Linked DNA regions of Homo sapiens: all the other regions are linked to region 3. A link is a loop called in an ENCODE intact Hi-C map of the cell type or tissue named here. Cell type or tissue: endothelial cell of umbilical vein. All regions are shown on one strand. Region 1 overlaps HERC3 (HECT and RLD domain containing E3 ubiquitin protein ligase 3). Region 2 overlaps HERC3 (HECT and RLD domain containing E3 ubiquitin protein ligase 3). Region 3 has its middle 10 kb from the start of PIGY-DT.

Region 1 (8,000 bases), 80 kb before region 3:
GCCTCCCTATTTTGACTTTGTGCCCAAACAGCCTCTGTGTATAGGCAGAATGTAGAACTTGCTGTTTCAATCAGCACAATCTACTTAATTTCATCATGATCAGCACAGTTCATATAGTATGAGGCCAATTCCAAACCAATAAATTAAAGACTCCTTTAATGTGATAAACTAATCACAAATCTATTTGAAGTGGAAAATGTTGGGGATTTTGTTTGTTTTTGTTGTTGTTGTTGTTAAGGGCTCTCTGCAAGCTCTTATTAGTATGACTTTGAAAAGAAGAAAATGAGATAGAACCTTATAACCCTCTTCCTAGCAGTACCAACAACTCCCAAAAAGAGTCAACAGGCTGAGATGCTGTTGTGACTTGTCCTCAGAGAAGGTTCTCAATTTCTTTTTTTTTTTTTTTTTTTTTTTTTTGGAGACAGGGTCTTACTATATTGCACAGGCTGGCCTCAAACTCCTGGGAAGCTGGGCCTACAGGCATTTCAATAGTGAAGCGTACTAAAGGAGAAAAATATCATGAGAGAAAATAATACTTTCAACATAACAAGCCAATTCTGGCGCCCAAAAAAACATGGCATAGTGGCAAGGCTGACCCTGGCTGGTAAAGCACTTGGGGAATATATGCAGGCTTTAAATGAGGCCCAGAAAAATCTTACACCCACACTAGTAGGCTAGAGATTTGGCAGGAAGAATAAATCTCTGCATCACTACAAAATTCCACTCCAGAACAGAAAGATGGGAAACACATGAGGCAACTGTGCTACTGACTTAGCCTATCCTAGAAATACCTCTTCTCATGTGAGATGATAAATTTTACTCATTGTTCATGACACAGCTTAGCATTCTGTTGTTACTTGAAACTGCAAGCATAGCGACTAATACATTACCACTAAAACAAACAAACAAACAAACAAACAAAAACAGAGATCATGTAGGTTTAGACTCCAGAGTGAGCTCTTCTTAGGCAACTGAAGGATGCAGAAAGGAAAATCACTTGCATTCTTTCAGGTCATTTATCTCTCCATCCAAAGATTCACCCCCATCACAGCTAACTGGAAGTCTACAGTAACTGCCCAAAGATTTCAGCTGGGCTAGGAGCCAGTGGATTGCACTCTATTTACTAAGCCTATGACAAGATCATACTACCCAGCTAACTGGTGCCAAACCACTACAAGACTTTCAGGAGCACCATAAAGTAGTCCCTGGTGTACCACAGTGCCCACAGCGACCTAATTTGATTCCCTTATCTTTGCCATTTTGGATGAGAATGCTGGAAGTAATGGTAACAATTGCATAGAGAGAAGATGTATGTATGCATGTCCATATGTGGATAATCAGTTTTACAGTGTACCCAACATATGTAAGGTACTTTTCATGAGAACAATAAAGTAAAGAACTGCAAAAATTAACAATAAAGAAAATAGACTTATCCTTTAAAACCTAAAATAAAAATGAACATAATATAAACTCTCCCTTAACAACCCTAACTTATAACATCTTCCTCAGCTGAATGTCCATATCATTCATCAGATCCTGTAGTATTAAGGGAATCTATAAAAGTGACCAACACAATTTATAGATGTATATGTTTGTATACATCTAGAAACTGTATGTATTTGTCATGAATGTATTAATTTGTTAATATGCTGGAATAGCAGGATAAAAACAATTGTAATGAAAAGTGTCAACACAAATTACTACTACTGCTACTACAAATAATGATAATAGCTAGTACTTGCTTTGGCAGCATATACACTAAAATTGGAATGAAATAGAGATCAGCAATTATTTTTTCAAATTAAAAATAAGAATAAATAATAATAGCTAGTACTAATTGAGTGTTTACTATAAGCCAAGCATTATTCCAAGTATCTGATAGGCAATGTATTAAATCTTCACAACCCTAATAAGTAGACATTATTATCTACATTTACAACTAAGGAAACTAAGACATGTAGAGTTTAAGCAACTTTCTCCAAGTCACACAGCTAGTCCATGCTCTTATTCATTATACTGCCTCCATAATTAGCTAATACTCTAAATTAAAATTATTCACAATCATGATTTCAGTTGTTGCAAGTCAGTTAATAATTATAATAGAAATTTCAATGCATATTTTAATAATAAGTGAAAAAATGATGGAAAGTCTACAAGGATATGAGACCATACATCTGTTAGAGGGTTATCAAAGATTTCAACATTACATGCTATCACAAATGGCATTCACTCAAAAAGACATACAAAGAATTCCAGTAGCCCTTGAAGAGATGTAAAATATCAGCTGACCAGATATACCCCATTCAGGCTGATAAACTACAACATTCTACCTACCCCAGATCTATAAAGATCATAGATCACCAACCTAGATGAAATCATCAAAATTGCCAAACTAAAAAATTGCTATTGTAACACAAAAATTCAGAATTAAAGGGTGGATTTACAAAAATCGCTGAACATCCCTAGAATCCTGAAACCATCTCCAAAGCTGCCCCTTCTCCAAAATGTTACAATTCGCTCCTCCAACAAGCTCACAAACTTAAGATAAATGTGAACCTTATAATGTGTGTAGGTATAGAAGATGACATTTGTTAGAATTCAGAATTCAGTACTGTTGGTGACCTATCTCTTCACTGCAGGACACTTATTTTGACACACATAGGACCTGTATCACCTGTTTGACACCTGCTGAACTGCAGGATATAACCTTTTTGGGTATATCTTATATTCTCACCTGGTCTATAAATGCCCAAAGGGTGGGATCTGCACTAATTTGTTGTGTTGTAAGAGTATTTAAAACAAATGAGGAATCTAGAAGTTTAGTCACTCAGTAAATGTCTGCTGAATCAGTGACTGAATAAGAAGTAAATAATTCAAGAAAATAAAAAAACAAAGAACAAGAGGCAAATAGCAAGACAAAATACATCAGCCTGAAATATGAATTATCATGTGTGCTTTTTATTTGGTGCTCAAAAGAGCTTAAAAAGGCAGCTGACAAACAGTAGTCTAATGGGTTTCAAGATAAAAAGGGAATTGTTTCTTAGTACCTTTTACCAAAGTACCTTGATCATATTTGTATTTAAACAATAAATTAAGGAATACAAGCTTCTGGGTGGGCAAGTTTATATCTTTTTTGTTTCTTTAATAAGTACTGAGTGGAAATTAAATGTAAACAAGTTTGACAATAAAATCTTATCAGCCATTCTCAATCAGCCTGAGGTTACAAAAATGTCTGTGAACAAAATTCTAGGATTATTAAACCCAAACTGTCAGTACCTAAGCAAGACTCAAACTCAACTCCCTTTTCTTTCCTCCTTTACATATACCTTGGATAATAATACTGACCTACTTTACAAAGCTATCATGAGGATTAATCAGCTTAAAAATGCTAAGCATATCAGAAATAAAGAGAGCTTATATATGTATCATTAACCACTTTTATAATTAACAAATTAACTAAAATTCTTGTTTCACGAAGCAAACCATTTTGTTAATTACTTAAAAGTAATACTGCAGGTTTTTAAAAGTCACAAATACCTCACACTAACAAGTATGCTCATTAATAAGTACACATTTTCTAAAACACTCAAGTATCTTTATAGAATGTAGGCTGAGTATCAGACAGAAAAAAAATTCCGATCAATTATCCCACAATAAAATTATTAAATGACAGTTTCTCCTGATCCTTAGACCTCTGAACCAGAAAGTCATCTACCTAGCTATCAAAGGAGGCAAGACATCCTACTAGTTTTGATTATAACCATTATCACCAAAATCAGAAAGGGGTGCACAGCCTCCTGAACCACCTGCCATTCCTAATAAGGAACAGATGGGGCCCTAACAAGTGCAATGTTGAGATCTGAACACTTCCTATGGCACATTCTGCCTTTTATATCAGCGTTATGCCCATAGAAACACGCACTTCAATAACAGGAAGTCATTACAGGGTCCCTTCTATTTCCTTTCAGCTCAGCTGGTTTGCTTTTCAGCAAGAGCTGATTAACATGACAGAGTTATTGCGCCCTTCAGATGCCCGAGAGCAACCTGAGAAGCTGGTTGAAAGCATTACTTCTACCATGGTTAGAAGCAAGCACAGTTTGGGAATTGAAGCTTTTGGACGTTCTGCTTTATAAACCTCATTTATCAAACAGCAGGAAAGCTGTTACATATGGTGATGGGCATTAGGGAAATGCTTAGACTGAATACAAAGTGCGAATGTGAATTGGATTAAATTACCTGCAAGAGGGAAACTAACTCAGGAGAAAGTAAAAGGAACCAATCACAGAGATGAATCAAATAGAGTTGCACAGAAATGTTAGAGCTTGCTTATAAATTGTTACCCTTGGGCTCTGCTATAAGAAGATTTCCTGGTATGTCTACAGAGAATTTTAAAATTTAGCAGAGTCAAATTAGATTACACTAAATAACTGCCCCTACCACGGTTCTTGTCTATTCAAGATAGGGAGAAAGATTAGAAGACACTTATGTAAGTTCAGATATCCCTAATAACACAGAGATTAGCTTACCCTAAAATCCCAATATTAGAAATCAGAGTATGTATGAGGAAAGGAGAACTATTCATTTAGCTGAAGAGTACTGTTTACAATGTGGCTAGGTAGGAATATGAGAGGCATGGTAAATTAAGGTATTTATTGAATCCTTTCTATGGACAACCAGTCTCTAGTTTAATAAAAGAGCTCAAGATTTACTTAATGTCCACTTAGTCACTTATAAAAAATAACATTCAGGAAAAAAAAGCTTATGTTTTGTTTGCTTGCTTTATTAAAAAAAAAGTGGGGAAGGCACACAAGACTTCCTAAAATGCCAGCTCTGTAACTTTATGTCTTAGAAAATTATAAAATAAATTCATGGACAAAAACCATAAGGAAATTAGTAATAACCCTATGATGACTCCAATCACAAAAACTCTGTCTGCTTTGTCGGGGAGGGATGAGGTATATGTCTGAATGCAAAGGTGAGAATGAAGGAGAGAAAAGTCATGTGAGAGAGGAATGTGCAAAAGACTTATAATCCAATACTTTTTTTTAAAGCTGGAAATTGAGTTTAGATGGGGCTTAATATACTACATCTGAAAAATGCTTCTGGGAATCACAGGCCTCTATGCCCTTGGCCAAATCACAAATGAGTCATGGACACACCTAAGCTAGAACTCTGTGTGCTGCCTGACACACTGGGAAAATATCTGGGGCCTGAATAACCAGGAGTTTCAGAATTTGATGTATCTTTGAAATGCCTCCTTCTTACCACACACACACACACACACACACACACACACACACACAGTTGGTCACATAAGGGTATTGCTAATGTGAGAAGTACAGAAATGAGAGTACAAAGAAACCACAGTAGTCTCAGGGTCAGCAACAGCAATAGTTAACTGTTACATATTCTTAAGAAGGAAAAAAAGGATCTCCAAAACCCTTAGAATCACTGAGAGGTGCTTTATATCACTGCTCTGGCACATCTACAGAATGCATCCCAAAAAAATGAATTGATGTGCCTTGCAGCTGAACCAGTTAGAGACAGAGTGTATAACATGGTATATGATGACTAGCAGGACAGAATCAAGGCACACATTAGAAGACTTGTCCAGGTGCATCTCCTACACCAGTACCTTCTTTCAACTTTCCTTCCCCTCAGGAAGGTCAGATTATGTGGCTCCCAGGGTTGTTTGCATTTTAACAGGAAACAAAGTTTCAAGGCAATGAAATAAATTCTCCTCCAGACTAGTGCTAGATGACCATACCCATGCTGGTGGACACCCTGCTAGGACTAGAAATATTAACAAGTCCAATCAGCAAAGTAAGTGTTGATGGTCAGGCATTACTCCATTCACAGCCAGTACTGCAAAGCAAGAAAAAGAAACTTAAGTTTGCCACTTGGGTTCAAAACTCTGTAAGCCACTTGGAGTTGGCCACCATGGAATTAACTCCTTCAACTCACTTCTTCACACTCTCAAAGCCTTAGAGGAACAGTCATACACTCACTTTTTAAAATCCTTCATATTTCAAAGTCAACCAATCTGGGCAATGATACCAAGCTGAAATCACAGACCTGCCCATAACCCCCAGAAAAATCCTCTTTTAAGGAAGGGGCCTTCCATCATGTTCCCTTCCCAAATACCACAGAAGCTACTTGGGGGTAGCATTCCTGTGGGCCAAGACCAACAGATACCTGTAACAAACTAGGCCTGCCACAGACTTCCCTTCCATGTCTAGCAGCTCTCCAGGTCATGGTTCTCAATAAGCAAACACAGAAAACAAGTTCATTCTCTTCTTCCCACTCATTAAAAACAAACGCAAATCATATCCAGATTTAGAACACACCTACCAACGAAAAAGTTAAATGGAGAGAGGGAGGCACCCACCCACATAATCTTTCCATTCAAAGAGGCATTATTCCAAGCTGCTATGGAGTTTATAATTAACAGACAAGCTTAACCAACAACAGAAATTTCTGGAATCTCTTGTAATTTACACTACAGCCTGCCTTATTCCAAATTTAGATCACAAGCATGGGCTGGATTCCGAGGCTGAATCCCAAAGCCTTCTTGGCACACCTCTAGCTTGGGATTCTTGCAGTCACTCAGCCCTGTGGGGAGGGCGTCTGCAGGATGACTGAGGGCCAGCTGACCCAGTATGCAGACAGACGCAGTGCGGCTGCTTTGCCAGAGCTCACTCACATCCAGAGGCCCAGCAACACCTACCATTAGCTCCTTGGAGCTGCATCAGGAGGCTGTGCTAGAGAAATGTCTCGTTGCACTCAGATGTATTCATTATGATGCCTTCTACAGATCTTTGCTATCATTGTTCTGCGAGGTTTTTGCTTCCTTTCCCAGCTGCTACCCCAGGGTGAATCCTCTCCCCCAAGTTCCAAGACCAAGGTGTGCACTGAGGCATATCTGAGCAACTGACTCTGCAGTGAGGCTGCCTGATAGAAGACCAAGCCACAGAGAAGACAGACAAGGAGGGTGGGAAGAGGGTGGCCATCACTGGCTACCGTCAGAGGCGTGTGAACCAGAGCAACTCCATCTTAAACAAGAGCTGGGTAAAATGAGACTGAAACCTACTAGGCTGTATTCCCAGACGGGTAAGGCGTTCTTTTTTTTTTTTTTTTTTGAGACGGAGTCTCGCTCTGTCCCCCAGGCTGGAGTGCCAGTGGCGTGATCTCGGCTCACTGCAACCTCTGCCTCCCGGGTTCAAGCAATTCTCCTCCCTTAGCCTCCTGAGTAACTGGGATTACAGGCACGCGCCACCATGCCCGGCTAATTTTTGTATTTTTAGTACAGATGGGGTTTCACCATGTTGGTCAGGCTGGTCTCGGACTCCTGACCTCGTTATCCACCCAGCTCGGCTTCCCAATGTGCGGGGATTACAGGCGTGAGCCACTGCACCTGGCCCAGGTAAGGCATTCTAAGTCACAGGATGAGACAGGAAGTCAACAAAAAATACAGGTCATAAAGACTTTGCTGATAAAACAGGTTACAGTAAAGGGGCCAGCCAAAACCCACTAAAACCAAAATGGCCACGAGAGTGAGCTCTGGTTGTCCTCACTGCTACACTCCCACCAGCGCCATGACAGTTTACAAACGCCATGGCAACGGCAGGAAGTTACCCTACATGGTCTAAAAAGGGGAGGCATGAATAATCCACACCTTGTTTAGCATATCATCAAGAAATAACCATAAAAATATGCAATCAGCAGACTTCAGGGCTCTGTCTATGGAGTAGCCATTCTTTCATTCCTTTACTTTCTTAATAAATTTGTTTTCATTTTGTACCACGGACTTGCCCTGAATTCTTTCTTGAGAGAGCCAAGAACCCTCTCTTGGGGTCTGGATCGGGACCCCTTTCCTGTAACATATTTCTCTGTCTGTAACACTACCAGCAGTTTTGTGGTGTCTTCTTTATCATGTGAATCCCCTTCACCAAGAACTATCTGATTAGAACAGGAAGTCTACTCCTTTTACAGGAAAGGGA
Region 2 (8,000 bases), 67 kb before region 3:
ATTTTAATCTCCTTCAACAGAGACCACAGTATAACACAGACCTCTTCTATTTAGCAGGTAATCAACTTTTGCCTGATTACTGACCCTAGCCTAAAGTTTCATTACCTTTTAACAATTCATGTTTCCCTTTCATACAAACAAAAAAAAATCTCATCTCTCGCTACCAATTCACACCACAATGATGGCCAGGTAACAACAAGTGTTGGTGATAATGTGGGGCTATTAGAACCATACTACATTGGCTTATAAAAATGTCTGGCAGTTCCTGAAAAGACTAAACATAGAGATACCATGTGATCCAGCAATTTCACTACTAGTTATAAACCCAAGAGAACTGCAAGACTACGTCCACACAAAAACTTATAAAGGAATGTTCACAACAGCATTATACATATTGAAAGGAAATAACCAAAATGTCCATCAACTGATGAATGGTTAAATAAAACATGGTATATCTATACAATGGGATATTATTTGGCTGCAATATGGATGAACGGTAAATATATTATGCTAAGTAAAAGAATCCAGTCACAAAAGTCCACAAATTATATGATTCCGTTTACATGAAATGTATAGAACAGGCAATAGAAAATAGACTAGAAAATAGACTAGTGTCTGCCTAGGACTGGAGGGAAAGAGGAGAATGGAGAGTGACTGTACCTGCCCTTTTGGAAAGTGGTAAAATGTTCTAAATTTAGGTTGTGGTGATGGTTTTAAAACATGGTAAATATACTAAAAACCCCTAAATTTTATACTTTAAATAGGTAAATTTTAGGCCAGGCGTAGTGGCTCATGCCTGTAATCCCAGCACTTTGGGAGGTCAAGGCGGGCGGACCACCTGAGGTCGGGAGTTCCACACCAGCCTGACCAACATGGGGAGACCCCATCTCTACTAAAAATACAAAATCAGCCAGGCGCGGTGGCGCATGCCTGTAATCCAGCTACTCGGGAGGCTGAGGTAGGAGAATCGCTTGAATCCGGGAGGCAGAGGTTGCAGTGAGCTGAGGTCACGCCATTGCACTCCAGCTTGGGCAATAAGAGCAAAATTCAGTATCAAAAAAAAAAAAAAGTAAATTTTATGGTATGTGAATTATATCTCAGTAAAGATTTTTTAATTGTCTTTAAATTTCCTTTCTCTTGCTACATGTCTACTGCCTCTGCAGGTCCACATCAGCCAACAAGGCTTTCTTGAGTTTAATTGTGAGAATTGTTATTACCAACATAATAGGCACAAAAGTATTTTTTCTACAACAGAAAGGAGGAGGGAACAACCCCTAGAGTTTAATATGGGAAAGGTATCAATTATTTCAATATATTATTTTTGCTTACAAAGACATAAGAGGGGAAGCTTTATCTAATGCTTTGATCAGAAATGAAATATTATAACTTCAAAAGTTCTGACTATTGATAAAGTTGGAAATCTTAAGTGGGTGGATCTTCTGTCAAGGAAAATACCCCATGCACCTCTCTGGTTTTGAAAGAAAGGTCCAAGATTTAGAGACGAAAGGAGACGGGGGAAATCCCAAGCATGCCTTATAAAACAGTAGATGCTCCTATTTAAGATAGCAAATTAAGAGAGAGCGATTGGCCGGGCATGGTGGCTCACACCTGTAATCCCAGCACTTTGGGAGGCTGAGGCAGATGGATCACCTGAGGAAGGAGTTCGAGACCAGCCTGACCAACATGGTGAAACCGCATCTCTACTAAAAATACAAAAATTAGTGGGGCGTGGTGGCGGGTGCCCATAATCCCAGCTACTCGGGAGGCTGAGGCACAAGAATCGCTTGAACCCAGGAGGCAGAGGTTGCAGTGAGCCAAGATGGCGCCACTGCACTCCAGCCTGGGCAACAAGAGCAAAACTCCACCTCAAAAAAAAAAAAAAAAAAAAGAGAAAGCGATTGAAGCCTGTAATATGGCTGCAAGTTTGGAACCTGGCCAGTAAACAGTAGATTCTCCGTGGCAGAGAACAGCAGATGAATTTTGAGAACAGTGGTGTCTAACACTCAAGTTTGAACTTGTTGCCTGTTCTGTAACTACTTTTGAGAATCCCAAACCTTCTATCAAAGTTAAGACACAACACCCTTACAATAACTGTATTTTGCCAAGCATGAATAAAAAGAACCTTGAAAATAAGCCCTCAGAGCCCCTCCTGAAGACTGACAACTGAGCAAGAGTTTTGGATGAGGCATGATAAGAGAACCTAAACATTCTTCTTCCCTTCGGAAATTCTTAGAAATTTGAGAAAGACGCTAAATCTCTAATCAGCATCGCCTTGGGTTTGAATCACTTTATCTGGATATGAAAGAAAACAGTGACCAGGCACAGTGGCTCACACCTGTGATCCTAACACTTTGGGAGGCCAAGGTGAGAGGACAGCTTAAGCCCAGGAGTTTGAGACCAGCCTGGGCAACACAGTGAGACCTTATCTCCACAAAAAATAAAATAAAATCAGCCAAGTGTGGTAGGACACACCTGTAGTCCCAGCTACTTGGGGTGCTGGGGTGAGAGGATCGTTTGAGCCTAGGAGGTCAAGGTTTCAGTGAGCTGTGATCGCACTGCTGCACTCCAGCCTGGGTAATAGAGCGAGACCCATCTTAAAAACAAACAAGCAATGCAGAAGATTGGTCTTAAGGACATTCAGATTACATTTCAGTTTCCAAACATACTTTTTTTTTTTTTTTTTTTTTTTTGGAGACCAAGTCTCGCTCTGTCTCCCAGGCTGGAGTGCAGTGGCGCAATCTCAGCTCACTGCAACCTACGCCTCACAGGTTCAAGTAATTCTCCTGCCTCAGTCTCTCAAGTAGCTGGGATTACAGGCGTGTGCCACCACACCCCACTATTTTTTTGGTATTTTAGTAGAGACAGGGTTTCGCCATGTTGGGCAGGCTGGTCTTGAACTCCTGACCTCAAGTAATTAGCCCGCCTTGGCCTCCCAAAGTGCTTGGATCACAGGTGTGAGCCACGGAGCCCAGCCGGTTTCCAAATATACATTTTAATTATAATTCTGAATATCCTTTTCTTTTTTTTTTTTTTTTTTGAGACGGAGTCTCGCTCTGTCGCCCAGGCTGGAGTGCAGTGGCGGGATCTCGGCTCACTGCAAGCTCCGCCTCCCGGGTTCACGCCATTCTCCTGCCTCAGCCTCCCAAGTAGCTGGGACTACAGGCGCCCGCCACTACGCCCGGCTAATTTTTTGTATTTTTAGTAGAGACGGGGTTTCACCGTTTTAGCCGGGATGGTCTCGATCTCCTGACCTCGTGATCCGCCCGCCTCGGCCTCCCAAAGTGCTGGGATTACAGGCGTAAGCCACCGCGCCCGGCCCCTGAATATCCTTTTCTAATCATACTTCTTAAACATGCTAGTCTCTCCATATTAAGAATCACTGTTCTAGGTCCTACAGGTCAAAATATCAGGATTTCAAGACAAGATTGCAGACTTCAAAGGTGTCTTCCCTAATCTTTTCATTGGTACATTCATTTCATCCTAATGAAAAGAGGATGGATTCTAACAGAAATGGTGAAGACTTACTTTGAATTATAATACTAGGCGAACACATCAAAGCTGAATATATCAGCCAATCTACAGGAGAGAACTGTCAACATATGAAGGAGACAGCTAATTGGCTCTTCTATGCAAAGTCAGCTTTTAAAATGACAAACTCTTTTCTCCCAAGATAAAAGCATGCCCAAATGGCTACAAATTAAAGATTACAACACAGAGGAAGCTCGTACTTTCAACCTCTCTTGACAACAATTACAGTACTTTGGATTTAACTCAATGGCCTTAATTGGTATATACCAATTTTAAAACTGCCTTATTGTAATCCTGAGGTATGCTTTGAACTCTTGAGGCTTTCAGGAAAGGCATGAAAAGGCCCAAAATAAAATATAAAACTGAATCTCAATTTGCTGTCTTACACAGAAAGTTCTGCTTCTTCCCAAGATTTTTATTCCTTGTCTAGACTCTACACTAAAAAAGTATTAAGATTAAATGTTATTCTTTGAATTAACTACAAATATTGTGGAGAGGGAAGTAGAAATAAAATGAAAAACTGGCAGGGTAGTGGTGGTGGTGGTTGGTGGTCTAATGATACACTAATAGACCAGCAAGCTCACATAATCTAGAAATAATTTATTTTTCCCAACTTGCTCAATTGCTATTATCCACATTAATGGATTTTTTCGTTTTTAGTATTTCATAAATTTGTCTTATCTCTCCTACCTTCTAGTGTTCTTAGGTGCAAGAAGGTTGTGATGTGCCTTACAGAGAAAAAAATGTGTATTAGGTAAGTTTCTTTCATGCATGAGTTATAGTGTTGGCTGTGAGTTCAATGTTAATGAATCAACAAGCGGGTACATCCAAAATATGGAACAGGAAATCTGCTGATCTGTATGTGAGGCCTCCCCTGGAGAGAGCTAAAGTAATATCCAGAGTACATAATGAAGCTATAGATACAATGGAAAAGCAATTAAATCTGTGGATTCATGAGATGACAACCCATAAAAAATAAAAATCACAGTGGATAGCACTGATGTGAGGCTGAAAGCCAAAAACACTGTCACATTACACAGGGTCAAGAAAATGTTAAACCCTTCTCAACTAGTGTTTTATTACCAAGAAATATTGTGTATATTAGTAAGAAATATATATTAAATAGGCTGTCTAGACAGAAACACACATAAAAAAAGGTTATGCGTCAGCTGGCTGATAAAAATCTCTTGACCACAGCCTACAAGAACCTAATCCTGTATTTCCTCAGAAACAATGGCTCTGTATTCACTAATATGGTATTCACCATGACTTTACAGAACCTAACTATATACAGAGTATAACAAGTCCCTTCTTTGTTTACTTAAGCTTATTTATTTATGCTTGTTTGAATCAGGTTTCTTTCACTTGCAATAAAAAGAAACTCCTGACTGATAATATTAATAATGACATTATTAATAATAACAGCAGATAAGACCTGATTTGAGCTTACTCTGAGTCTGGTACTTTTCTATGTGCTTCACAGATGTTGGCTCATTTCATCTTCTATGAGACAGGTACTGCCATTATCTCTAATTTACAGATGAAGAAAGTGAAACTAACAAAAAAAAGATGAAGTAAAGGAAAAGAAAGAGACACTATGCTGTGCTGTATAGTAAGGAGCTTAGAAAGTAGATAACCAAAAGGCCAGACTTCCCAATGTGTCTGCACCACTCTCCAGAGAAAACAGGGACCCTGATCAGTCAACCTGGCTATCTGACCCGCTAAGTAATTCTTTCCTAAAAGTGGATGGGTGGATCAGATTCCATAACAGTTGTCACTAAATTCACCCAACCAATTGCCTTGCTTAGCAAGCAACCTTAAATAACTTGGTTTCTAGGGCAGATTCTACTACAGGGATAGAATACTGTGACCAGGTAACCAAAGCATCTCAGTCTTATTAGGATTTCTAATTCTCATTATTAATTTGGCGTCCTGGGTCTATCAGCTTTTTTTGTAGTTTATCTGGCACGAGTCAGTCCTTGAGAGTCATCTGAGTTCTGGGTGCTTTGGCCAAGCACAATCCTGTGTAAACAGCCTGAAGTATGGCCTCATCCCTGACTGACTAGTAAAAACAATTTATGAAAAAAGATAATAAAAAGGACTATTGTTCAAGAAAACTTCAAAAATTCTTCCAACTGAGTTACAGTAATGGAATCTTCAATTGGTCAAATAAAAACTGCCCACCAAGAGAATTAAATAGCAACCACAAAAAAGATGTGTATCTGTAAATAAACTATCAATCCTAACTATAAATACGGCCTAGGTCATCACAATGCTCTGCCGGAACTAAAGAAAAAAGCAACTAAAATCATCTAGCTTTCAGGAGAGAAGTTCAACACATTGGAGAGAAGCCAGCCATTAGCACAGCTTTCACTTCAAAGTACACTCCAGTTGGACCCCTAAATCTTGTAGCTGCTGATGTCCATGACTTTAAAGGTCTAGTTTCAGCAACGGTCTGCATCGCTGGGCATTTTGATCTCCAAGGTCCTTACACCCATTTTTCCTCATTCACTCTCTTGCTTGCTCCTAGAAGAGCAGAATCTTTTATTTTCCTTCAAAATACACAATTATGAAATTCGCTGCAAAATATAGGACTACACTTCCCTCAGCACCTACACCAGCCCCGCTTGGCTGCATTTCCTGCCTCTTATTTCCCCATGACAAAACAAAAGGAAGGACTACTTTTGAAGTACAACTTTCTCTCAATGTCAACCTGGCACTTTCCTGAGTCCTTCTCATCTATTCTTGGTAAGAGATTCAAGATAATCTTAGCAGAGCTTAAGGGTCAAAGGAACTAAAATCCAAGCCCTACATTAACCACGTTAGCTGTGAAACCTGAGGAAAGATGTTTACCCACCTTAAGCTCCAAAATCAGGAGAAGGTGCTAGAGTGTTGTGAGGATTAATGAGAAAATGCATGTAAAAAGGGCTTAGCATGGTGCCTGGCATGTAGTAGTAAGTGACCAGTAAATGTCAGCTGCTTTAGTCAATGTTACTCCTACTCCTAGTGCTCTTCTTTGAGATTTCAGCAGACAGGACAATTCCCAAAAGAGGATGGGATTGTGACTCCTGTCTTCCTCACTGCAATTAGCACTAGCTGCATTCTGCCAAATCTGCACTACAGCAAAGTAGCATCACAACCATCTGCCATAACTTTCATGAAAGGGATTTGAGGTTGATAGGAGGAAGTTTTTTTGTGTGCATTTGCTTTTAAATTCTGGAGAGGGCATGGGTGGAGGGCGGTGGGGAGATAAATCTCTTTTTACTAGCTCTAGTGAGTTGAATGCTAAACGACAACCTTCAGTTCCTAAACTTTGTCTTATGATAAGACTATGCGACTATGCACACAGCAGCCTAACAACTCATTCTTATCCCTTTGTTTGAAAGGCACTGAGACCAAAATAACACTCAGGCAGGACTTCTAATCTCATTTAAAATAGGGATAAGCTTCCTTTCAAGTAAGCTTAGAAGCAATTACCTGAATGTTGTATATATGAAGAGGGTCTCTTTCAACAGCAGGAAAAGACAATGTCCAAAACCTTCAGTGCTTTGCAGATACTCCCCAAATTCAGGCTTTAAATAAATGTAGGGCCAAAACTAAAATGCAGAATTAACTCTGGTAACAAAGAAGATTCATTTTAATGACTTGCCTTATTATCAAAAATGTTCCTACCAAAGACAGAAATGTCATAGAAGGCAAAGAGAAGTTTTCAACAACGTGAATCCACTCCTTGCTGTTTTCTCTCTCCTCCACTTTAGCTGGACTTTGGTCCTCTGACCCCCTCAGCCAACACAGGAAACACTCCTACCCTTCCCCGGATCATCCCCTCTAAGGTGGTGCCTTCTTCACTACCTGGTGCTAGGCTTTGTGAAGCTGGAAGAATGACTTCTCTGCAGTCTGCTTAAGCTGTGGACTGCCTTCAAAAGACACCAACGAGACTGGCAAGAATTGAAAAGTCTAACAATACCAAGTCAAGGATATACAACAGCCAGGGCCCTCATAGACAGCTGGTGGGAATATAAACTGGCATAAGCACTTGGCAAAACAAGTTGGCATTCTCCAGTGAAGATGAAGATGTGGATACCTCCCCACACAGTAATTTCACTGCTGGGCATATGACCAGCATTATCCAACTTATTAAGCATCTATGGTGCTCCTGTACTATACTAATAAATGGAGATACAAAGATGAGTAAAATCTGGAAACTTGGAACTTTCTGTGATAATGGAAATGCTATATATTTGCACTGTCCACTATGGTAGCCAGTAGGTATATGTGGCTATTGAGTACTTGAAATGTGACTAATACAAGTGAAGAACTGAAATAGTTAATATTTTATTTTAATAAATTTTAATGTAAGTAGCCCTAGGTGACTAGTGGCTATCTTACAGTCCAATGCAGTGAGAAACTCATGAACATATGCACCAAGATACACGTATAAGAATGTTCATTCCAGCATTATTTGAAATAGG
Region 3 (8,000 bases):
TGATTGTAAAGTATGGCTAATAACATAGGACATTATCTTCCTGTCAGAAGGTTTTTGACAAGTGATCTAGCTGTGAGCCAAATGCACAGTGTCACAGAAACAACAGTTCTGCTGCTATTCGAGCTTCATCCCTGAGGGGCTGCTAAATGCAGATCTCCCATTTACTTAAGGCTTTAATATTCAGTGCTATGGATTTCAGAGCTACATCTTGTTTTTATAAATAATTTTGCAGCTAAAGCACTAAAAATGTCAGAAGATCACCATTTTAAAGTCTTTTGATTTTTATATGTAATCTCTAAGAAGGCCAAATAACACAGCTAAACAATTTCTATTTAGAACACAGAGGAACACTTGGTCTCTCTTTTGTTTAGCCTTCAATATAACCTCATCCCTGTATGCTACTTATTGATTACATAGAGGAAAACAGTAATTTACAGTAGTGACAACTTAAACGGACCACTTTAATCAAATGATCAGAGTTAGCATAACCAGTAATAATTCTTGGTAGGATGCACTAAAAATGACACAGTGTTACTTCTGTGGTATCCTGGCAAAAAATGTGTAACTTAAAAATATATATTACCTGAATCTAATCATGAAGAAATATCAGACACATCCAAATTGAGGAATAGACTTGCTGCAAGTAAACTTCCCATAATGCCTCAAAACATCAAGGTCATGAAAGACAAAAAAAGACCAATGAACTGTTTCAGATTACAAGAGATGAATGAGACGTGATGACTAAAAGTCATGTCTCATCCTGGATTGGATCTTGGACCAGAAATCCTTTTCCTTTTGCTATAAAAATACATTAAGGGAACAAATGGTGAAATTTAAATTCATAAATTATACAGTAATATTGTATAAATATTAATTTTCTGATTTTGATAATTGTCCTGTGGTGATGTAAGAGAATATATTTTGTTTTGGTTTTCATTTTGTTTTGAAGTGTTAAAGTGTAAATGAACCTCATGTCTGCAAGTTGCTGTCAGTTTTTTAAAATCTAGCTACAGAAATCTGTTAATTTAAGAAATCCAGGTGAAAGTATATAAGAATTCTTGGTCGTATTTTTATAACTTTAGTGTGTGTTTTAAAAATATATAATCCCAGGCAGAAAATAATTTAGAAGACAGCTCTGATAGAGTACTCCTTCTAGCACCTCCACCCTAACATATTACTCAAAATTATAATCAGATTGGGAAAGAGTTTATATGTTTTGAATTTCTCTAAATTGAAAAAAAATTCATTGTGCTTTTCTTTTCACAGGTAGCTAAATTACAAGCAGATTCTGTAACTGTGTAATATTTTTTTCTATTGGCAAGTTAAGAGGAACAACATTTGGTACTAGACATATTACATTCATTTTACAAGTGTTTATTAAACATATACTATGTGCCAGCCACTGTGCTAGATTTAGGGATAAAGAAATAAAATACACATGGTATGTGACCTAAAGGATCTTCTAGATTAGTACAGGAGACAGACATATAAAAGAATACTTGTAAAGAAGTAATAAATGTTATAATAAGAGTGAGTGAGTGAGTGAGTATGTGTCGGGGTAGGGTAGTTTACTGTTGTATACAAGGGATTGATGGTCAATTCCCAGGAAGCAGGGAGAAGGAAGGAGTTAGAAAAATCTTCATAAAAGTGTCTGTGTTTGAATTGGGTCTTAAAAGCTGAGTAGTGGTTTAGAGGGACAATGGAGTAAAGATATTCTGGGCAGAAGAAATGGCATGAACAAAAGACATGGAGCTATGAAACAGGCTATTATGGGGACAACAAATAGTTCAGAATGGCTGAATTCAAGATGAGAAGTGGCCACAGTGAGAGAATATGCTGGAGACAGTCTGGGGCCAGTTGCTGGAGGGCCTCATAAGCCACTATGCCAGAAGCTTTTGCACAAACCTAGGGAAATCATCTGGGAGCTTTTGGCCACTTGAGTGCATCAGTGAATAACTAATTTGTTAAACTATTACATGCAAAGCAAGGTGCATTGAGGTAGGTCATCCTAGCCCCATGAGATGATTTGTGTTTATTGTAATAAGGAAATGGAACCAAGAATTGGATGCACTCCCATCTTTCTATCTTACATTATGACATAAGAAACATTTGCATTATTTCTACTCTGTAATATTTCTGTAAGAGATTTCAGGAGTGCTGTGGTTTGAATATGTCCTCCAAATGTCTTGTATTGGAAACTTAAGTGCCAAATTCATCTGTTGGTTGGAGGTGGGGCCTTTGAGAGGTAATTGGGATTAGATGAGGTCATTCGTGTGGGACCCCCATGATGGGACTGGTGGCTTTATAAGCAGAGGAAGAGAGACCTGAGCTGACACACTTGCTCCTGTCCTCCTGCCTTGGGATGCCCTTCATCATGTGATTGGATGTGGGAGGTGAAAAGATGAAGTCCATCATGACTTCAGACCTCAGCCCAGGTGACTCAGAAGATGGTGGTATCATTTACTAAGTTCAATACAGAACAAGGAGAGTTTTCTGGGGAAGTGTAGGTGAGTGGATAGTAAATTTAAGAAGATCATTCTGATTTAGTCACCTTATATAACATTTTTCAGTTTATGAATTCTCTAAGTTGGTGACTAAAGTACTTTTCAGTAAGATCTTTACATTAAAATAAAATGTCCCTAATGACTAGACCAAACTCAAACTACTGAAATATTTAGTCGTATTTTCCATTGCAATGAAATCAAGAAGAAAGCAGGGCAGAGTGGGAATCCCAGGGCAGTGCCCTAGGTGCTGGCAGGCCAGGTGTAAGTTCAAGGTTGGTCTCTGAGTCAGTCAAAGATGCCTGACAGGCTTAGAAAACTAGGAAAAGCAGACTTTCAAAAACTTGGAATTGTGACCATAGTTTCAATAAAAATACTCAGGACTCAATTTACTTTCATCTAGCCATGATTCTGGTAAAAATTATCTATTTTTTTCATATGCAATAACTCTTGTGTTAGCTACATCACTGGAGAGTCAAATCAAGTTAAAGTTGTCAAATTCCTGACTCTCTTCAACTATGGAAAACACAGCTTTCTGTAATAAAAGAGCTTTTACAATATCCCCATCTTCTTCATCTGAATACAAAAAAATACTTCTTTTGGAGGTTCATTTCCTTTTACACTATGGACTATTTGATGGCTACAACCTGAACAGTCATTGAAAACACACACAAAGTAAAACACCTATTGATTATTATTTTGAGAATTACTTCAGTTGTTTTCAAAGGTACCATAATGCACTAGCTTAAACCTGGATAATAAAAAAGCCATATAGAATCACACATTTCAAAGCTGTAAACTTGCTGTCTTAATTTTTTATTTTTTTCTGAGAGCATGAGGCTTTTAAAATCATGTTAATGCCATGAAAAATTCCATTCATAACTTTCATTTAATAAATTGGAAAAGGAAATGGTAGACGTTTGGGGAAAAAAAGCCTTGCAGTATGAGATCCTTTTAGTCACAGGAACTGACTAAGTAGAGGGAAGAGGACTGGAAAGTTTTTTTCTAGGAAAAAAAAAACAAAACTGTTAGACTAATAGAAGATGCCACTGGGTAATTATAGTGTTTAAAATCATTCTAGAGCAGGATTCCTCAGCCTGGTCACTGTTGACATTTTGGGCCAGTTAATTCTTTGTCGTGAGGGGCTGTCCTGTGCATGGTAAGATGCTTGGTGGCATCCCTGGCCTCTGCCCAGGAGCACCACCCCAGTTGTAACCATCAAAAATACATCCACACATTGCCAAATATTCCTGGGGTTCAAAATCATTCCAGTTGAAAAACCAGTGTTCTGGAGTCTTGCTACTAAAAGTGTGGTCTGCGATTCAGCAGCAGCATCCGGAAGCTGTTAAGAAAAGATTTCAAGCCTCCTATTCAGTATGATCCTAGTCATAATGAGTCAGAATTTGCATTTTAACAAGATTCCCAGGTGACTCATATGCATATTCAAGTTTGAAAAGCACTGTCAGATGATATGGATCATATTTATCCATTAGCAGGAGGGCAGTGGAGAAGAAGGAGGAATGGGAGGTAGAAAGAGGGAGGAAGGGAGTAAAAAAAGATAGAAGCTAAGAAACCTGGGTGATAGTGAAGGTACATAGCACTTTAAAACCAAGCATAAATAACTTTTCTTTTTGTGAAATTTTGAACAAAGTTGCCAGTAAGAACGATAAAGAAGAAAGTTTTATTATTGGGATTTTAAAGGGAAAAATGTTAGAAAAGTAGAGATAAAGAAATTAGGACTATGTATGAAGTTAGCCACAACTTTAAATCATTGAGGCCTAGATTAGAATCATGACTATTAAGATCAAAGTGCTGAAAGCCAGAAGACTTATGAAGAAACAAATTGTAAGAAATGGTGAACAGCCAGATGTGAAAGAGAAATTACAAAGGCTTTTGGCATGCTGTTTCTCACCGGTCCCCTTCCAAGCTAGTCTGCATCATGACAAGGAAAACCTTGAGAAAGGGCAGGGGATAGTAGTATGAGTAGCATCAAATTACTCACATAGGTCTCAGGTGACATCGTTTTGCCTCCTTTTATCCCTTCAATTTTATTTATAAAATCAGAATTTTCCATGGTGTGATGGTTAATAATGTGTCAACTTGATTGGATTGAAGGATACAGAGTATTGTTCCTGGGTGTGTCTGTGAGGGTGTTGCCAAAGGAGATTAACATTTCAGTCAGTGGACTGGGAGACGCAGACTCATCCTCAATGTGGGTGGGCACCATCCAATCACCTGCCAGCGTGGGCAGAATAAAGCAGGCAGAAGAAGGTGGAATGAGCAGACCTGCTGAGTTTTCTGGCCTTCATCTTTCTCCCATGCTGGATGCTTCCTGCCCTCAAACATCAGGCCCCAAATTCTTCAGCTTTTGGACTCTTGGACATACATCAGTGGATCGCCAGGGATTCTCCGGCCTTCGGCCACAGGCTGAAGGCTGCGCTGTCGGCTTCCCTACTTTTGAGGTTTTGGGACTCAGACTGGCTTCCTTGCTCTTCAGCTTGCAGATGGCCTGCTGTGGGACTTCACCTGGTGACCGTGTGAGTCAATTCTCCTTAATAAAGTCCGTTTCGTATATTCATCTATCCTATTAGTTCTGTCCCTCTAGAGAACTCTAATACATATGGGATTAGTACAAGAGGTAAGTTATCTTGCCTCTTCCTCAAGCTCTCCCTTGAACCCTTGCAAAAAGAAAATTCCCCACATTGTTTTCCTAAATATTACAACTCTACGTCCAGAGGATGATTGTTTTCCTGAGTACTTGTTAGTACTTCTACTCTTCATTCTTTTTAGTAATTCTGATCAGGACCTTTTATTTTCTATTATAATGGGCCAATGTGATGGTTAGTTTTATGTGACATCTTGACTGAGCTGAGGGATGCCTAGTTAGCTGGTAACACATTATTTGTGTTTGTATCTGTGAGGGTGTTTCTGGAAGAGATTAGGATTTTAATTTATAGGTTGAGTAAAGAAGATCTGCACTCACTTATGTGAATGGACATCATCCAATCCTATGAGAGCCTGAATAGAATAAAAAGGTGGAGGAAGGGTGCATTTGCTTCTCATTTGAGCTGGGACAGCCATATATACTCCCCTGCCCTCAGATACTGGTGCTGGGTTCTAGAGCCTTTGAGCTCTGATCTGGACCTACACTGTTGGCTCCCGTGGTTCTCAGGCCTTTGGACTTGGACTGAGTTATATCACCAGCTTTCTCCCGCTGGTTTTCCAGCTTGCAGAGGGCAGATTATGGGACTTCCAGGCCTCCGTAATTGTGTAAGTCAATTCCTGTAATAAATCTCCTGTTTTATAAATATATCTATATAGATATCTATATAGTGTTTCAGGCCACTATTCTTTACTATATATTAATCACTATTCTAAGTGATTTACATATTTTATGATCACATCTACACTCTGGGGTAGTTGACCAGTCAGGGTTCAGTGTAGGAAAAAGAAATTGTTCTAGGAATTTCCAGTATATAGGAATTTAATATACAGAACTATGTGTTTATAAATTCATTAAAATGGCTGGAAAAGCAGAAACAGGGGGCTGCTTCTGGAGTTTTGGTGTTAAGCTAATGCTCTAATAGCTGTGACCCAGAAGAAACTGTTACTGCAACCACTGCTGTGGCTGCCACAGCTGCCCTGTGCTAAGAAGACACTGCCCCTTGCATCTAGAGAGTGCAGCATTCATCTAACCCATGCAAATCCTGTGTCTGTCAGAACCTGCGTGTCAACTCTCCCTGCTGCAGGAAGCTCATCTCTGCCTCCCTTTCAAATTTCACGTGTGTGTATCTAGCTGGCAGAGTCTATTTCATAGCCAGAACCCTATCTATAAAGGAGTCTGGAAAATGTACTTGTTCGTTTTCCAACTTCTTCAAATAGGAGGGTTGAGAGAGCAACAGCTCATCTTCAGATGGAGGTTGAGAGAGCAACAGCTGCCACAGATTTCAAGCAGAGTTGGAAAGAACTGCAAATTTTTTATTGATTTCATTTGTTCTAAATAGACAAATTAATATCATGTGGAGTTGCTTATCTGGATATTTTCTTGTGATATATTTATAGTTTTAGTGAACGCTTATTTTTAAAGTTTATATTTCAAAATATGTATGAATAGGATATTTTAAAGAACAAAATAGTGGTGATGACTCCCATTAAGAAATACTATTGGCTGTGCACGGTGGCTCATGCCTGTAATCCCAGAACTCTGGGAGGCTGAGGGGGGAGGACAGCTTGAGGCCAGTTCAACTAACCTGGGCAACATAGCACAACAACAATTTAATTTAAATTAAAAAATTTTAAAAAAATTTTAAATTTTAAAAATTTAAAAAATTTTTAAAAATACTATTCCTGCCAGGCATGGTGGGTCACGCCTATAATCCCAGCACTTTGGGAGGCTGAGGAGGGCAGATCGCCTGAGGCCAGGAGTTCAAGACCAGCCTGCCCAACATGGCAAAACCCCATCTCCATTAAAAATACAAAAAAATTAGCCAGGCGTGATGTGGTGGTACACACCTGTGGTCCCAGCTGCTTGGGAAGCTGAGGCCAGGAGAATCACTTGAACCTGGGAGGTAGAGGTTGCAGTGAGCTGAAATCGCACCACTGCACTCTAGCCTGGGCAACAGAGCAAGACTCTGTCTCAAAAAGAATAAAAATAAAATACTATTCCTCTTTCCATATATTGATATCTTAATTATGTTGAACTTTTAGGCTTAAGCTCAAACCTGGCCATTTTCGTGATCAGTTTTGAAATGTTATACACAGAAGCCATTTAAAATGTATATTAATATGCAGCCCTACAATATTTACTCAAGTCCACATTATTCACTCTTACCTGAGCTGTAGTATAGTATTGATGGCTCATCATACTCATCTCTGCCTAGCAAACTTTTATATTCTACTTGCAAAGTTAAAATTGTTTTTGTGGATTAAAAAATGAGGAAAGGAGATAAAATGGGTGTCCCCTGAGGTCTCAGTAAATAATTTCTTACGGCTATAAGACCTATACTGACACTCCCCTAAGCCCTCCTTAGGCCTTAGGCACAGCCTTCTTTGTGAGCCTCATATACAGTATAAGTTCAACAAATGTTGAATGAATACACGAAAGAATGCATTATATGTAAACCTGAATTTTCTATTTAACTTTATCCTGTGCTGTTTATTCCACTTAAGATTATAAACATCTTGAAAATAGGGATAGCTTTTTTTTTTTTCTTTTGGAGACGGAATCTCACTCTGTCACCTAGGCTGGAGTGCAGTGGCACGATCTTGGCTCACTGCAACCTCCACGTCCCTGGTTCAAGCAATTCTCTTGCCTCAGCCTCCTGAGTAGCTGGGATTATAGGCACTGCCACCACACCAAGGTAATGTTTTGTACTTTTAACAGAGACAGGGTTTCACCATGTTGGCCAGGCCAGGATGGTCTTGAACTCCTCAGGTGATCCGCCTGCCTCAGCCTCCCAAAGTGCTGGATTACAGGCGTGAGCCACCACACTCAGCTGG

The links. A loop is a pair of places that touch in the nucleus more often than their neighbours do. Peaks named below come from ENCODE experiments on the same cell type or tissue, not always from the same donor. Only the 100,000 strongest peaks of a DNase experiment are listed, where the experiment ranks them.
Region 1: a loop joins it to region 3, with 5 times the contacts of the local background. A loop is called at or near these places in 7 of 110 quality-filtered maps.
Region 2: it touches region 3 in a loop (4-fold over the local background); 37 of 110 quality-filtered maps call a loop at or near these places.

Annotation. Positions count from the first base shown.
Region 1 is chr4:88,609,593-88,617,592 of GRCh38, reverse strand. All of the region lies in intron 3 of HERC3 (HECT and RLD domain containing E3 ubiquitin protein ligase 3), which reads right to left. Among named protein-coding and RNA genes, the nearest start is that of HERC3, 21 kb to the right of the region's middle. In endothelial cell of umbilical vein, no CTCF peak of the experiment used is centred here; DNase peaks (open chromatin) are centred at 3,962 and 5,192; H3K27ac peaks cover 4,268 bases.
Region 2 is chr4:88,597,093-88,605,092 of GRCh38, reverse strand. The region is part of intron 2 of HERC3 (HECT and RLD domain containing E3 ubiquitin protein ligase 3); the gene reads right to left. Among named protein-coding and RNA genes, the nearest start is that of HERC3, 8.6 kb to the right of the region's middle. RefSeq lists an enhancer at 3,292-3,982. In endothelial cell of umbilical vein, no CTCF peak of the experiment used is centred here; DNase peaks (open chromatin) are centred at 4,722 and 5,542; H3K27ac peaks cover 3,445 bases.
Region 3 is chr4:88,530,007-88,538,006 of GRCh38, reverse strand. It overlaps a transcript of HERC3 not described here. Among named protein-coding and RNA genes, the nearest start is that of PIGY-DT, 10 kb to the right of the region's middle. In endothelial cell of umbilical vein, no CTCF peak of the experiment used is centred here; DNase peaks (open chromatin) are centred at 3,396 and 3,886; H3K27ac peaks cover 2,730 bases.